Linked DNA regions of Homo sapiens: region 2 is linked to region 1. Evidence: chromatin contacts called from ENCODE Hi-C or POLR2A ChIA-PET data. All regions are on one chromosome and are shown on one strand. Each heading gives the region's core, a stretch centred on a gene start or an enhancer-like site at or near the end of the contact. The rest is flanking DNA. Distances are from core to core; before and after follow the strand shown. Region 1 overlaps ALKBH3 (alkB homolog 3, alpha-ketoglutarate dependent dioxygenase). Region 2 has its middle 43 kb from the start of ACCSL.

Region 1 (2,700 bases), core at 28-2,527:
CAGGTGAGAGCCACCATGCCCAGCCTCAAGTATTTCTTGTAATCTCTTAGAGTAGGTGCTATAATCACCAGATGGATTAATAGGAAGGATAGATGACTGGAATAGCAGCAGCGGGGCTGCTGGCTAAGGTGTGGGTTGTTTCCACTCTATGAAATCCTGCATAGTACTAGCTTATCTAACTTCTAAATTTACACTATTTAGTATCTTATTATTTTGGATTCCAATATCTTCTTTTCTAAAGTCTTACAAAAAATATCAGTATTTATGACTTGACTGACCTTTTTATACTCCACTCTTCCCAGCAGTGTACAAAAAACCCACAACCAATTAGCAAAGGAAACACTAGGACCTCCAATTCATTGGGTGCTCTCATAGTCTCTACCGCTAGACTTGGTTTTACAATCATCTCTCCTGGCAATACAAACAGGATTCACATTCTTCACAAGGGCTAAAAAGAGGAGTGGTTAGAGGGCTCAACTTGCTGTAGCTCAATCACCCTGAGGTGAATAGGAGCCCCTAACATTTGCAGAATTCAGCTGATGAAGGATACAGTTTATCCAGAGGTAATTTGCTAGAAAAACAAGGCTTTTGGCATCTAAACCTCCAGTGCATCACAAACTTCCTGCTATTATCTAATAACACCCCCCAGCCATCACTGTTTCCATGGTAACCGACAGAGAAATAGCAGCCTGCCAAATGGCTTTTGTAGTTCCTTTTCCAGCTTGTTTTTTTCAGTATAGAATTAAAACTAGCTGGGAAAAGAACCAGACTAATCTTTGCAAACAGGAACACAATGTAGTTTGAAAAGTACAACTGGGTTTGGGACAAGAAGTATAGAAAACCTTTAATAATGCCAGCCTGATAGAATAAAAAAGGTCTACTGAAGTATATTTGATAAGCTTTATGACAGTCTTAAGACAATATAGCCTGACAACAGCCAGAATATAGATAAGGTGCCCTTCACTTAGTCTTTGATTTGAACTAAACAAAAAAGGAATCGGAATGAATGTAAAAGCAAGCTTAAACAAGTCTACTATGCCCCTGAGGAATGACAGTAATATCATTAAAGGAAAGGGTAATTTACTCTAAAATCAAAATGAATGAGCAGCACTTGGCAGACTTGGACCACAGGACAGTGAAAAAAAAAAACAAAAAACAAAAAACCGGCACCTTGGAGGAGTGAAATGTTTAATCCGAGAGATGATGTCTACATGAAGCTGACTGAGCTGATGCATGAATCAGAGGGCACTGGTGCTTACGAAACAAAGATCTCCTTACCGTCTCAGCACAGAGAGAAACTGTTAGGAATACAGTGTGTGGAACTGGGGCAGCTTTCAGTAGATCAGCAGTTAATGGAGATCTGCTCAAGGTGCCAGACTACAAAATAAACAGCTGCTGCAAGGGTGGAGGAATTTGAATTTTTAAAAAATCAAGACTATTTCTCTTTGAAAGTGGCCCAAAACAGACGCTTTTCTGTCTCAAAACTGCACATTTGAACAAAGTGCAGGAAATCTCATGACTCTTCCATGTCCGCCTGAGATGCGAAACTGTGACTCAAGTCAAATAGGCATTAACTTCTCCTCCGATGGGTCAAAGCTAATAGGAGTTTGAAAGATTCCCTCCCACAACCTCTAATAAACCCTGAACGTCTCGGTGACAGACATGAAAATTACAATCTGTAGTAGCACACTGAGATAGGTCTCTAAGAGTTACAGGAAGTCAGACTCCTACAAATCCCACACAGAAGACTAACCTAATTTTTACTTTTTAAATTATGCTTTACCTTGGGCTGTATGAATCATGAGTCATGTTCTCATCACCTGAGTTTATAAAGAAAAGTAGACAAAAATGTGCAATAATCGCTTCCTTTCAATCCTTTGGAAAAAAGGATTATTTATAAGATAAAGATGATGCACTTTAAGGTATATTTCCAAGGCCATCAACTCAAAGAAAGGGTTCTGCACTTCGAGTTTAGCTACATTTGTAGAGCCCCAGGTTTTTGGAAATCCGTTAGTGAGACCTGAAGGAATCTTCAAAAGTTTAAACTTGTATCCTGTTTACACAAAAATGGACTTTACAGGTTCTGGGGAAAAAAGGTCACTTTTTACTCATGTGTGATTATAATTTCAAACATATTAATATTCAATTTCCCAATCTTAAACAAAAGCCAGAATTGAGATGATATACAAAAACTGCATGAAATTCAATCATAGTTAAGACTAGGCCAGAAGCCAAAACTTACTACAGTCAACAACCTGAAGTACCAACATGTTTATATTTCTTCCCAAATCCCTTTCCTCAGGCAACTTTGTTAAAATCTCAGGCAAATTTTCTTACTTATTGGATCAGTATTTTAATCAAATCAGCTACCATCGTCATAGCGCAGATTCCCTTGCCACTGGCAGACAATTATGTGGACTTTACCACTTCTGAGTATTTCATGGCCTGTATTATCATTCATGTTCATCAAAATAGGCTCCAAGAAGGCTGAGGAGAAGAGAAAGCTACAGCATGGGGCACGGCAGGATAAAGCGCTGTTCCAAATGCTTGCCCACAGGAACAATGTATGTAGTAGTTATGCTCTCCATCTACATGTTACCCTATAACATAACTGATGTGTACTACCAAGAAATAGCTCTTGATCACCATATGTCATATCTTTATATGAGAAAATGAAGAAATTCAGCTCTCTGGAGGGGA
Region 2 (2,700 bases), core at 99-2,598, 99 kb before region 1:
TTCCTTGCATTGCGGATCTTTGGAGTTTACACCTGGGTCCAAATCCAGCTTCTGCCACTTAGCAGCTATTTGACCCTGGAGACAAAATCCTACATGCCTGTAAGCCTTGGTTTCTTCATCTGTAAAGTGGGGATAACAGGTCCGCCATCTCCTCTAGTTGTTGAGAGAGTTAGATGTAGTGTGATAGTGTAATTACCTGCACAGCTTTACCTGGGGGTAGAGGGCGGGGGAGGAGGTTCTGGGAACATGAAACTTTCAGTAGTAAAATCTGGGCACGTCCGGGGAAGCCAGAATGAGTTGGTGTTCCTGTGAGACCTAATATGCAAAGCACGGAGCACAGTGCCTGGCAGAAAACACACCCAATGCCCCAAACCCGCTGTGCATTCAAAATTCACAGCCCACTCCTCAGCTGCACTCCCTCCCTCAGCGCTGCCTCACTGTGAGAGATTTGCCACCCAGAGCCCCTGAGTCGAGGAGCAAAACAAAGCTAGTGCTGCCCTCAGTGCTCCCCTCCCCATAGTGGAACCCCTTTGTCCTCAGAACCCTCCCCTCCCCCACCCAGGCAGGCTGTGTGCCAGCAGCAATTACAGAATCTCATATTCACAGAAGCCTGCACGTGCAGCCCACGATCAGCAGTAATTAGGCAGCTAAAGGAGTTTGAAAGCCCATCAGCCAATCCGGGGAGGGGGTGCTGAATGGGACAATCAGCCTCACCAGGCAGGGGGCTGGGGGCAGGGAAAGAGTGGGACTCTTGTCGAGGGGTGGAGGGACAGCCATTGAAACAGTTCCCCTCACCCCTCTACAGCTGTCGTGTACAATGGCAGGGTGGGGGTGAGCTTGCCGGGACTCGAAAAGCACAGGGCAGACTGGCACGGGGGAGAAGGGGTGGGTGGGCCGGGCTGGGTGTTCTGAAGACAAGGCCAACCTCACCACCACCAGTGGGCCTCCGAAAAACATATCTCCTACAAGTGTCCCAATGGCCTTGGTTAGGAGTGTATCCAGGCAGGTATCCTCTCCCTGCTAGGAAGTTGCATCCCCTCGATGGGAAAGAACTCCTAGAGCAGTGCTTCTCCAACTGTAAAGTGCTAGCAAATCACCAGGTTCTTGCTAAAATGTACATTCTGGTCCCGTGGGACCAGGAAGGGGCCTAGAATTCTGCATTTCCAACCAGCTCCCAGATGCTGTCAATGCTGCTGGTCTTGGACTGCATTTTGAGGAGCAAAGTTCAGTGCATCTCTGAGGATAGGGCGGGCAGATGGAAGGGAAAGACCCTGGAGTCATTTACCCACTACTTGACCTTGGGCAAGCCCCCTCGATTCCTAGGGCCTCATTTTCCCGATAGCCATCCTGCCTGCGGCTGGGGCTGGGCTGAGAATGAAAGGAGAAAACAGCTAGGTACATGCCCTTGAGAGTCGCAGACAGGCTTTTATGGGGAGGGGACCAGAGCTCAGCTCAGCTCAGCTCAGCTTGGCCTTGGAAGCCCTGGGTGCGGGTAGGGAGCAACTGGAGCTCAAATTTTGGAACAGGCTGGTGAGACTCCTTTTCTCACCTCTTGCTCTTGGGGGTCCCTGGGTAGTTTCTTGGTCCCCCAGGGCGGTATGCGGGGGTGAGCAAACACCAAGAACTTGGCCCAGAAAACCCGCTCTGTGTCCTTCCCCAGACTCAAGCTCGTGACTGCCCTTCTGATCTGGGCTCTCTCTACTCCAAGCCTCTGTGCACGTGGTTCTAGATGCCCGGGACACATCCCCCCCCTTCACCTCACTCACTCCTGGGAGCCCCCTGGCCTCAGTTTCCCCCTTCCACATGCAGACTCAGCCCCTCCCCTGACTTCAGGACCAACGGAACAAGAGGCTGCAGGTTGCTAGGCAGTCAGGGTCCCAGATACCTCATTCTGGGCATCTGGGTACCCCTTACCCCAGGATAGGGGTCTGGCTCTGCTCTGCCTGCTCTAGCCACAACCCCAGGAATGCTCACCTCCAAGGCCTGGGGGAACAGCTCCCTGCTACTGGCTGCTGCCAGAGGGTGAGGGCCTGGTGAGGTTCCTCCAAGTGAGGTACCCCCTATCCCTGGGTAACAGGGGCCCCTGGCAGAGCCCAGACCCACAGCCCCCGGGCAGCAGTCAGGTCAGGCTCCTGCACTGCCTCTCCAGGCTGGAAACTGCAGAGTGTGCGAAAAGTCAGAGGGGAATGGGCAGTTACTGTCCAGTGGGGATAGAATTTCGGTTGTATAGGATGAAAAGAGTTTTGGAGATGAATAATGGCAACAGTTGCCCAATGTAATTAATGCATTTTTTTTTTTTTTGAGACAAAGTCTCACTCTGTTGCCCAGACTGGAGTGTAGTGGCGCGATCTCAGCTCACTGCAACCTCCACCTCCTGGGTTCAAGCGATTCACCTGCCTCAGCCTCCCGATTACAGGCATGCACCACCACACCCAGCTAATTTTTGTACTTTTTGTAGAGCTGGAGCTTCACCATGTTGGCCAGGCTGGTCTTGAACTCCTGGCCTCAAGCGACCCACCCACCTCAGCCTCCCAAAGTGCTGGGATTACAGGTGTGAGCCACCATGCCAGGCCTATGAATGCATTTAATGCCACTAAACTGTACATTTAAAAATAGTTAAGATAGTAAACTTTATGTTATGTGCATTTGGCCACAATAAAAAACAATTCAGAGAGAAGAATCTGGCAGTGGCTGCAAACA

Evidence for each region. A loop is a pair of places that touch in the nucleus more often than their neighbours do. ChIA-PET counts read pairs that join two places held with the same protein, here RNA polymerase II (POLR2A). Pooled maps may share reads with other maps.
Region 2: a map of posterior vena cava shows a loop between it and region 1 (4-fold over the local background). The contact joins two enhancer-like sites. A Hi-C loop is called at or near these places in 2 of 168 maps with a recorded cell type or tissue (gastrocnemius medialis and posterior vena cava) and 2 of 50 pooled maps. POLR2A ChIA-PET finds 5 or more read pairs at or near these places in 5 of 52 experiments (AG04449, CD4-positive, alpha-beta T cell, H1 and 2 more).

The regions. Positions count from the first base shown.
Region 1 is chr11:43,903,892-43,906,591 of GRCh38, reverse strand. The region is part of intron 8 of ALKBH3 (alkB homolog 3, alpha-ketoglutarate dependent dioxygenase); the gene reads right to left. Among named protein-coding and RNA genes, the nearest start is that of ALKBH3-AS1, 16 kb to the left of the region's middle. Within about 2 kb of position 1,277, at least 8 of the 41 ENCODE cell types and tissues checked have a DNase peak (open chromatin) inside an H3K27ac peak, as active enhancers do.
Region 2 is chr11:44,003,244-44,005,943 of GRCh38, reverse strand. It overlaps a transcript of ACCSL not described here. Among named protein-coding and RNA genes, the nearest start is that of ACCSL, 43 kb to the left of the region's middle. RefSeq lists an enhancer at 208-1,069. Within about 2 kb of position 1,348, at least 3 of the 41 ENCODE cell types and tissues checked have a DNase peak (open chromatin) inside an H3K27ac peak, as active enhancers do.